Regions from separate parts of the Homo sapiens genome. Here region 1 is linked to region 2. Evidence: chromatin loops called from intact Hi-C (ENCODE). Cell type or tissue: pancreas. All regions are shown on one strand. Each heading gives the region's core, and the rest is flanking DNA. Links, peaks and the distances in the headings are about the cores only.

Region 1 (5,369 bases), core at 49-5,048, 660 kb before region 2:
TGTATCCGTTTCTCCAGAAGTTTTCCTATTAACTCTTTCCAAAGAACCTGTTGATGGTCTTCAGATTCCTGGAGGCATTTAGGGAGGGAGCAAGTTTGGGAGAGGAGTGAATTCACCTGGGCTGCAGCCCACTGCTGAGGACAGACCCTCCAGGGATACAGGTGTCAAGTCCATCAATGGGCTCTGACCCACTGGAGAAAGGGCAGCATCAACCATTGGCCAGGCTGCGGGACCAAAGCTGACTTATGATGGTGTCATCGGGTAAGACCTCGCCTGCCCTTGGATCTCTCCTGCCTCCCACAGCCCCTTGAACCCCAACAAGAAAGACATACTTGGTGGTGGCTGATGGCATCAGGCACCTAAGCTGCCAGCTGGAGGAGGAGCGTCATGAACCGTGGAGCTGCAGCAGGAGCTGGGTGGCCATAGCGGCCTTGGTGGGGTGGCAAAGGTCGATTTATTCAGGGCAGAGTTTTTGGTGTCTGGAGCAGACTGGGCATTTTAAATTGCTGACTTTGGATGCATTTGTTGACTTCACGTGGCCAAAGCGCTTCTTATTTCCTGGGACTGATTAGAAAATGTATACGTCCCACCTGGGTTTTCATCCAGGGACAGAGAGTGTCCAGAGAACAGGTTTAAAAGGGACAGTAGGAAACAAGCCAAAGCTGTCTCAGGTTACATCCAGAGCACCTGCCTGCTCCTCACGCAGCTCCTCAGACGTCTCCACCTAATCACAGAATGACGGAGCCTCACGTTTCCTCTCATGGCCACCAACGCCGTGGGGCAGCCAACTTAAAGAATGTCTTCACTTCAAGATGGGATACAGCCTGAAAACACGAGCAGCGAGTGTAAAATGGGTGGAAGAGGTATGGCTAAGCCTTTCGAGGTTGGCACTGGGACAGCAGTGGCACCTCCTCCTGACACATCTCTGAAGGTGAAGGCTGGGCTTCCACGGAGCATGCGGATGCCTAACGTGGTGTGTTTTCTTACTTTTTCGTGAGTGAGGTTGAATTTACTATTTTCCCTGGCCCGCGCTGTTTCATTTCTGAGGGTGCTTTTGCGACAGTGTCTGCTATGGAGCAGTCTATCAGCAAGGATGATGTGTTATCTCTCCAAAAGCTCAGATGCTTGGCATATGTCTGCACAATTTAAACATTAGTAACCAATTAGCTGCACAGAACCCATTTTTATTTTAAAAATGTCCTACCATTATTTCATTCCCTACTTTAGGAAATTTTGGAACTCCCAAATAAATAGCAGTCAGATATTTTGAATGATAGTGTCTCCGACAGGAAACTAGCCCGAGAAGTTCTTTACCCACTAAGAACATCTCTAAGTCACCCTGCAGATTCTGTTTCTATGTCTTAGAATATCTTTTCCCCTAGGGATTCTGCAGTAGCTTGTGCACCCTTATTTGGAAGAAGCACTTGCCAGAAAGTGAACCGGGTAAAGTACAACTCAATTCTCCTTCACCCTTCTTAGAACCTCATGTGTCCTGGAATGGAGCTTATTGGCTGTTACTTGGGTTTGGGATTCCCTTTTGAGCAATTCTCTATCTCTGGAAACTTTCAGAATCGCATTCCCTAGCCATCTAAACATACACACACACGCACACTCTTACACACTCATCATTGTGACACTGAAAGGGCTGAGTGTCTGACCACACGCTTCAAGTGTTCAAGATAACTATCCCCACCCCAACCTCCCCCTTCTCTCTCTCTTCCTTCTTTCCTCCCTCTGTCTTCATCTCCTTCTCTCTCTCTCCCCTCCTCTTTCTTTTTCTTGTTTCACTAGCCCAGCCATTATGCCTCTACTTGCCCAAGAGAGTGTCATTTAAAACACTGTCAGTAAGAGCTGCACGTTATTACTTAATTTGGGGGATATTGCTACATCCTTTGCTTTAAGGGAAGTGTTAACTGATGTTACAGTGCTAATGATACAGGTCTGCCTCTCCCAAAAGAATTATAGATCAATAAATTACAGGGTGAATTATAGAACAATTATAAAATAATTTACTACAGTGTTCCTTCAAGGGTTGATATAATAGATTTAATTTATAAAGCTTTGTTTTTTCCCTCTTTTCATAACTATTGAGTAAAACAACAGTAGCAGTCATGATGGCGAGTATTATATTCCAGTGAATATCCAACGATACCACCAATCAGTAATTCCATGCTTAACTTGTGGGGAACAAGCTATTCTCCATAGCAGCTGTACCACTCTGCATTCCTGCTGCACTGTGTGAGGACCTCCATTCTCCATGTCCTCACCGACACTTCTTTCCCAGTTTTTGATTATAGCATCCTAGTGGGTGTGAGGTGCTATCTTACTGTGGTTTTGATTTGCATTTTCCTAATGAGTAATGACATTGAGCATCTTTTTATTGTGAATTACATAAAATTGGAATGGAAAAATAAATAAGAACTGTAGATGCAGCATTTTTTTTTCTCTCTCTCACTTTAAATTGATTTCCCTCCCTCTCTCTGTCAACACACACACCCCTGAGATGGCAGACCTTTTGGCTAGAAGGGCTCTGTGGGGGTCGTTTAATCCACACCCTCGGCTCAGGGGGCCCAATTCAACACACATTTGTTGGGTGCTGGGCCCTGCTGGGCCCCACAGTGATGCAGAAACAAGATAGGCTCGGTTCATGCCCTCAGAATTGACAGCCTAGTGAGGAGAAAGCCCTCCAACCGGAGTCACACAGATAAGCAAGGAGGTGAGTGTGCAGCACACAGGTCAGCTGTGGACCAGGGTGGGGCACAGGCCTCTGTAGGAGCACATAGGCAGTCGCATGGCCTGCCTGGTGGGTCAGAGAGGGCTGCTCTTGGGGGTGACTCTCAGGCTCTGACACCTCCGAGACAGCTGGGGCTGGGGGTGGGGGCAGCCCTGGCAAAGGTGCCAAGGCCCGCAGCGGGCAGGGAGGACGTGGTGGGTGCTGGAGGACACAAGGATGAGCTCGGCTGGCAGCCCCGAGGCTGGCATGTGAATTGCAAGGCAAGGGGAGCCGGCAGCTGGGGAGGGTGGCTGGGATGAACGGACCTCAGGCAGCAGGAACGTCTGACCCAGGAGGCCTGCCTCGGGCTGGGCAGCACCCAGGGCTTCCTCACCTCCTGAAGTCACTGCCTCCAGGGTCAGCAGAGGCAGAGCTACCAAGCCCTGGTCCAAGGCCCTGACCTGGGGTTCCTGGGTGAGCCACTGGACTCCCTGTGCCTCAGTTTCTTTACTGGGACATGAAGAAGTAGTTTAGGACCATTATAGCCTTCCCACCCTGCCATTCGGAGAATCTCTGAGGCCGTCGTCCGAAGCGTCACTATCAAACACAACTTTGTTACCTCCTTTATCCTCACTTCCATCTCAGTCCTCCTGGCTCGTCCCTCACAGAAAAGAATTTTCTCAAGAATTCAGGCTTGGACAACATGGGATCCAAAGATGGATCTTTTCAGATCTTTTGTCCATTTTTAAAAATTGGGTTGTTTTCTTACTATTAGGTTGTTTGAGTTCCTTATGTATTTTGGGGACTAACCCTTTATCAGATGCACAGTTTTGCAATATTTTCTCCCATTCTTAAGTTGTCTCTTCACTCTGTCGATTGTTTCTTTTGCTGTATGGAAGCTTTTTAGTTTGATGCATTCCGATTTGTCTGTGTTCGCTTTTGTTGCATGTGCTTTGAGGTCATATCCAAGAAATCACTGCAGACGCCCATGCCTTGGAGTTTCCCCCTGTGTTTCCTTCCAGTAGTTTCATAGTTTTGGGTCTTACAGTTAAATCTTTAATCCATTTTAAGTAGGTTTTTCACATGGTGGGAGACAAGGATCTAGTTTTATTCTTCTGCATGTGGCTATCCAGTTTTCCCAATATCATTTTTTGAAGAGACTCTCCTCTCTCCATTGGGTGTTCTTGGCATGTTTGCTAAATATCACCTGGCTATAAACACACAGATTTATTTCTAGGCTTTCTATTCTGTTCTATTTGTCTGTGTGTCTGTTTTTGTGCTAGCACCATGCTCTTTTAATTACTATAGCTGTGTAGTATATTTTGAAGTCAGGTAATGTGATGCCTCCAGCTTTGCTCTTTTTGCTCAGGATAACGTTGGCTGTTCTTTTGTGGTTCCATATAAATTATATATTTTCTATTTCTGTGAAGAATATCGTTGATATTTTGATGGGGATTATATTGAATCTGTAGATCACTTTTGGGTCATACGGATATTTTAACAATATTATTCTTCCAATCCATGAACATGAATATCTTTTTATTTCCTTTTTAGTGTCTTTCATCAATGTTTTATAGTTTTCAGTGTAGAGATATTACACCTCCTTGGTTAAATTTATTTCTAATTATTTTATTTTTTGTAGCTATTGTAAATGGTGTTGTTTTCCTCATTGCTTTTTCCAATATTTCCCTATTAGTGTACAAAAAGGCTCCTGATGTTTGTATGTTGATTTTGTATCCTGAAACTTTACTGAATTCATTTATTAGTTCTAATAGTTTTTTGATGGAGTCTTTAGGGTTTTCCATAGATATGATCATGTTGTCTGCTAACAACAATAATTTAACTTCTTCCCTTCCAATTTGAATGTCTTTTCTTTCTTTCTCTTGCCTAATTGCTTTGGCTAGGATTTCCAGTACTACATTGAGTAGAAGTGGTGAGCGTGGACATCCTTGTCTTGTTTCTGATCTTAGAGGAAAAGCTTTGAGCTTTCCCCTGCTGAAGTTTCTTGAGAAGGAGAGTGACATACATTTCACAAAGGAAAGCAAACCCTTGTGGTCACAGACAGGGATTCTGGGCTGGGAGCCCTGTGCACTTCCCCACGGTGTTCTTGGGACCTGAGAGAGGCTGCCTGATCATGAACCTACTGCTGGACGAAGCTTTAAAAATCATACAGAAACATGGATGATGCCCCCCAAAGTTAAAAATGAGGTGGACTTATAGGTAGTTGAAGACTGCAAAGCCTCTCAATATAATTTTCTGAAGCCCTTTTTGTAATACCCATGCTAAACCTTCCTGTTGTCCGTGCTTTTCCCCATGCAGGGACGTGCTGTGGGCAGGGGTTGGAGATAGAAATGGATTGACTTTGGCTCCATGACTCGCTCACTGGGGAAGTTGTAAGCTGGTTGCTTGGAGGAGACAGAGGGCTTTGCAGAGAGAAAAACCTGGTGTGGATTTTTGGTGCTCTCAAAGCCATGTTGGATTCAAACTCATTAACCACTCTTCCCACCTCCTCTAGTGGAATCTGGCACCATGAGAGATGGACACAGAGTGGTTTCTTTTGGAGGAGAAGGAAGGTGGGATTTGGGATTCTCCTCTGCCTGAGTAGGGCATTGATGGGACCCTGAGGACACAAAGCATGGGTGTCTCCCATGTGGAC
Region 2 (5,369 bases), core at 190-5,189:
ATGACAGTTCCGTGGCCCAAGGGAGCATGGAAGTGGGCAGAGCAGAAGCGGGGAGGGGCACAGGGCACAGGGCACAGGGCACAGGAGCAGCCTCGGTGACTGATTCTCTCAGTGGAACTTGTGGCATCAGCTGCCAGCCCTGCCTGGTGGATCTCAGCTTAACTCTGCTCCTGTAAGGAAACAGCCTTTGTGCAGGAAGTGGGTAAGAACAGGCTCTGTGGCTTCACTCGTGGAAGAAGAGCAGCTATGGAGCCAGCCAGGGAACCCTCCTCCAATGGGAGTGGCTGAGCCAGGGAACCCTCCTCCAATGGGAGTGGCTGAACCAGGGAACCCTCCTCCAGTGGGAGTGGCTGAGCCAGGGAGCCGTCCTCCAATGGGAGTGGCTGAGCCAGGGAACCCTCCTCCAATGGGAGTGGCTGAGCCAGGGAACCCTCCTCCAGTGGGAGTGGCTGAGCCAGGGAGCCGTCCTCCAATGGGAGTGGCTGAGCCAGGGAACCCTCCTTCAATGGGAGTGGCTGAGCCAGGGAACCCTCCTCCAGTGGGAGTGGCTGAGCCAGGGAGCCGTCCTCCAATGGGAGTGGCTGAGCCAGGGAACCCTCCTTCAATGGGAGTGGGCTGAGCCAGCTTTGGGCAGTTCTGGGAAAAACTGCTCGCGGCAGTACTACCCCAGCACGCCCCAACACACAGCTTCATCCTCAATCCTCCGAGGCACCCCAGCCTCCAGGCACTGCATGTGTCCCAGTCACATTCACCCCTCACCGTACCCCCTCCACACGCTCTCCAGAAAGAATCTAAAGCTCACACATGCACACCCGCTGCTGTCTGAAGTTCTGCGTGCAGCTCCATGCCAGGCCCAGCCGGGCAGACGGGACCCAAGGCACACAGGCATCAAGCAGGACTGGGGAGCGTCCAGGGGCTGGGGGGCCAAGCAGACGGAGCATCCGGAGGCTGGGGAGTGTCCGCGGGCTGGGGGAGCAGCAGGGGGCTTGGAGCTGGCAGTTGCACCCACATCTCCCCCTCCCACGTTCGCTCCTGGGTTTTGGGATCCCCATCAGGGAAGTCAGCAAAGGAGAAATTCTGATTTGAGTGCTCGGGAGTGAGGCCTCAGCGCGGCCTGTCGGCTTTTTCTCAGCCCCCAGGTGAGGCCCATGTGCGCAAGGGTTTAATGCATTAACTGTCTGGGGCACCTGCCTCTTAACTAGGCTCCAAGATGGAAGCAATGATGGTCTTGTGGAAGGATCTCTAGGTAGCTGGGGTGCAAGGAGCAGCATGCAGACGCAGGGTCCCTTCCTCCCTGGGCACGAGGCCACCTGCCCACACTGTGCCTCCCTTTCCAACTCCCAAATGTAGCTTCAGGCTCCCCTGACAACGGTGCTAGAGCACTTTGAAACTGTACAGAGGCACACACCTGAGGCATTATTTAGACCTAAGAAGAGGTGTCCATTACTTAAAATGAAGACGAAGTGACTCAACAAAGGCAGGCAATGGTCTAAAGAGAGAAAATCAGCTCAAAGGCACACAGCAACATAGTTCAGGCTGCACGTTCACATCCGAGCTGATCGCCTGCCTTAGGATGTCTACTTCGACAGAGCTGGCTGTGTGATCTTTCCAGCGTCCCCAGAAACTGCAGGGTCCTCATCTCTCAGAGCCTGCAGCCTTCATGCATGTGAGCCGGGTCTCCACGGGGCTCCACGGGGCTCCACGGGGCTCCACGGGGCTTGGTGTGCAGGCGGACAGGCATGAGGGCAGGAATCCCAGTCACCAAAGTGTCTCCTGCACCCTGCTTCACAGAGTGGCCCAGGCCGGGAAGAAGCCAGGCTGCACCCACAGTCATGGGGCCTGTGGCAGCTTGGGGGTGGCCCCGTGCCCGCTGCACAGCACTACTGAGAAACGCTGCACAGTGGGCACCCAGCGTAGCTGGCTCCACATGCCAGCCATGGTCCCCCGAGGCCCTGTGTGTCTTGGCAGCTGCCTCCCAGCGGGCCTGCCCTCAGCGCTGGTGCCATGAGGATGTGGCTGCAGGAGTCCAGAGAGCCCTGCAGCCACCCCAAAGCTCCTGGGCTTTGGCACGGAGAGGACAGCATTGCCTCAATCCACCTGCAGCCAGGCCACAATCAGGGTGCTGTGCAGAGTGTGGCTGGATTTCCTGGGCTATCCAGAGCCTGAGCCCTCCAGGAAGCTGGAGACTCACATCCCCAGGGCCCGGGGATGGGGAGGACCATGGAGTTAGGGAAAGGGGGCTAAGGTGCAGAATCCCTCCCAAATTCAAAAGGCCCTGGATGCAATCACAAGAGAACTGGAGTGCAGAAGTTCCACCGGCCAAAACAGGGAAAATCCAGAAAGAAGTGGAGACTGGATGGCTGGATGGAAAGAGATTGCGTGGAATTACTATAAGGAAGAAAAATCAAAGGGGAGAAGGACATGAAAGATTAGAGGCCAACCCCAGAGACTAGAAACAGAGGCAGCACCTGGAGATGCCAGGCAGGCGGGCTCCATAACTGCAGAGCCCAGCGGGTACAAATCTGGGAAAGGAAAGAGGGGATGAGGGGGGCGCAGAAACTGCTGACGGGACCAGGGGAGGATGAACGAAGGAGGCTGCCTGGCTTCCGGGCCTCCCGACCTGGGACTGCGGGGATTTCCCAAACCGGCCAAGCCCGAGCCGAAGGCAGAGTGAGGAGGCCATCTAGCGGCAGGGGCCGGAAGGAGGGGCAGGGGCAGTGCCCAGGAGGGAGCCTGGGGGCTGGGGCAGAAGAGGAGGCAGCTTCTGTCCTCAGCAGGGATGCTGGGCAAGGGGTGGAGGTGGGGGAGGGTGGGGGAGGGAAAGCTGGAGGAAGGAGCGAGGGAGGGATGCGCGTGACCCCAAGGAAGAGAGGCAGAGCCCAGGTAGATGAATAACGGAGCCCCAGCATGTCCGGATGTCTGGCCTTGTCAGGGAGGCTGGTGTTTGGAGCCTCTGCTGGTGCGGGGAGGGGGCCAAATGGTCTGGGGGGGGGGGGGAAGGCAAAGAGATAGAGCCACCTGGCCTCTGGAGGGGAAGGCAGTGCTGGGCCGTGGGGAGCAGGTGGGATGGAAGGACAGGGAGTGAAGGGCGGGAGGGCAGAGCAGCAGCTTCTCTGGGGGGCTCAGTCAGCAGCCTGGTCTATAACTGGGATTGCTTTCTGCGCCGAGCTCCCCTCAACCCATGCAGGGGGCAGGCCCTCTGAACTTAGGCGTGGGGGCAGGCTTTCTGGCCCATCATTATTTCACTCTGGAGGATCGGCCAGTCTACAAGGGGGGCGGCCCCTGAGGTGCTCTCCAGGGTGTCTAGGGCTGTCTGGAGATGGAGGGGAGGGAGGGGGCCTCACGCCATCCCTTAGGGCAGGGAGGTTTCAGGAAATGCCCTGAGTCACCCAAGCTCAATGCCAAGCCACGTCTTCTCCCTGCGCTCTGCTAAGAGGGAGCTGACCGCACCTGGGGGCACCCCACGTCCAGCTGTGCCCACAAGGAACTCTGTGCAGCTCAGGCTTTTGCTTCCAAAAGCACACCCCACCCACCCTGCCCCTTGCAGAGGTGAGCTGTGTGCACATGCCACCTCCCGGCAGGGCTGCACACCCAATCTCTCAGGCCCCAGGGTGGCAACCCGTGTGGGGGGCCTTCTGCCTGCATTTGGAAGGGAGTAAGTAGCGGGGAAAGACAGGGGGAGGAGGAGGGACTGGGGCAAGAGGAGATGCCAAGGGTGGAAGGCAGGGCAGTCAAAAGTTTGCAAATGTCCCACTGGGCCAGGTCGCTGGTCCAGCCCAGGCACCACCCAGTGATGTGACATCCACATGCTGTGCAGGTAGACACATCAAACAGGCCGGCCTCCTCTGGAGAGAACACGGGTCCTGTTTTGTGTCTGTTTTTACTGGGAACGGGACAGGCAGCGCAGACACACCGCCTGGAGAATCCCTGGGCTCAGCTGAGCTCCAGCTCCGCTCAGTGGAGGCTGCCGGGGCCTGGTCAAGTGGACGCTGCTCCCCCACGGTGCTCTCCTCCAGGGATCACGATTCGTCACAAACCATGGAAAGGAACAAGAAAGAGAGGCGGGAAGGGGAGCCCGGGTCAACCTCCCCAAAGGCACCCAGGCCACCGAGTCTTGTTAACGCTCAGCCTCTCATGCCCAAGACAGATGTGTCCTAAGATGCTCCTCTCCTTCTCTCCCCCACCACACACACAAAAAGTTGATCTGCAAAGGGAACTTCTGGAAACTTCCATCGTTTGAGGGCTGAGCTTCACAGGGGTCCTCTCCCCCTCCACTCCAAGGGCCCGGGGTCAAGGGAGAGTGTTTAACTTCACAGGGCCACATTTGCAGCATCTGATGACTCCTCAGGGTCAGGATTTCCCCTCCACGTAAATAACCCTCACTCTCTAATCCTATGCTAGAGGAATCATTGCACATGAGTGGGATGGCGATTGAGAAGGGGAAGGGCATGATCTGTTTTTTTTTTTTTAAAAAAAAAAAGAAAAGCAGGGTTGAGAGGGAGCTTCAAATTTTATTTTCCTGGTTTACTTAGGACTTTTGAGTTTTTTTCCTTTTTCTGCAAAAAGTGAGGTGATTATAGACTCAAAGATTGCCACCTCCTGGGCACTGTGCCCTCTTTCTAGGAAGCCCCTCGTTAACCAGAACACTGTTCCCCCAGGGCCCCTGACCCCTTGGGCTGCAGCCCCTAGGACTGGTGGCTCCTGTGCCTGAAGACTGCTGGCCTGCTGAGCCCCCACACAAGGCCAGCTTTGCAAGGAGCCTGAATTCCACATTCAGCTCACCCCTGGCTCTGCACTTTGCTCTGATCGATCGTGGGGGTTGTGTGAGCACAGCTTCGCCCACTCGCCTGCCCCCCCCCCAACACCCTGCAATGGCCTCCACACACCCAGCGCACACACTGGCCCCCACTCTCTCCCCTGTGCTGGGGTGCAGCCCCCAGACCTGCTTTGCCCATCCACCCTGACGCCCGCAGTTCACTCTGTAACTGCCCTTGAGCACGCCTCCATCCCATTTGCAGAGCTCTACAAAAAAAAAAATGTATTAATTGAAGCACAATAAAAGAGCAGTATTTTTACATTTTTCTAAGGCACTTAAAGCATTTCAAATACCAGTGCTTTAAGTTATGGTCACTCATAATTATCCTCGGTCCACAGAGGCTGAGTCTTCAGGAGGGGCTCAGTCCTCTTTCTTCAAAATGCAGGGAGAGCCAGCCTGCACTATAAAGTCCCTGGGGAAGAAAAATTAAATAACAGCTGGGCAGCTGTGCCCCTCAAATGTGTGAGCGACTCTGTGCTTGATGACTGAAGCTTGCGGGGGTTTAAACTGTCCTTTAAAAACTTAAGTTGGTTTTAACTGAAGCACCTACCAT

Evidence for each region. Hi-C counts contacts between places; a loop is a spot of excess contacts. Peaks named below come from ENCODE experiments on the same cell type or tissue, not always from the same donor. Only the 100,000 strongest peaks of a DNase experiment are listed, where the experiment ranks them.
Region 1: a loop joins it to region 2, with 5 times the contacts of the local background. A loop is called at or near these places in 68 of 110 quality-filtered maps.

Annotation. Positions count from the first base shown.
Region 1 is chr7:156,476,269-156,481,637 of GRCh38, reverse strand. RNF32-DT (RNF32 divergent transcript) reads left to right here. Exons shown (of 4, transcript NR_026865.2): 3 at 18-973. Among named protein-coding and RNA genes, the nearest start is that of LINC00244, 62 kb to the left of the region's middle. In pancreas, for the core only: no CTCF peak of the experiment used is centred there; a DNase peak (open chromatin) is centred at 3,037.
Region 2 is chr7:155,812,743-155,818,111 of GRCh38, reverse strand. No RefSeq gene overlaps it. Among named protein-coding and RNA genes, the nearest start is that of SHH, 3.0 kb to the right of the region's middle. RefSeq lists enhancers at 1,906-2,407, 2,706-3,349. In pancreas, for the core only: CTCF peaks have their summits at 2,486 and 2,697; a DNase peak (open chromatin) is centred at 2,661; H3K27me3 peaks cover 948 bases.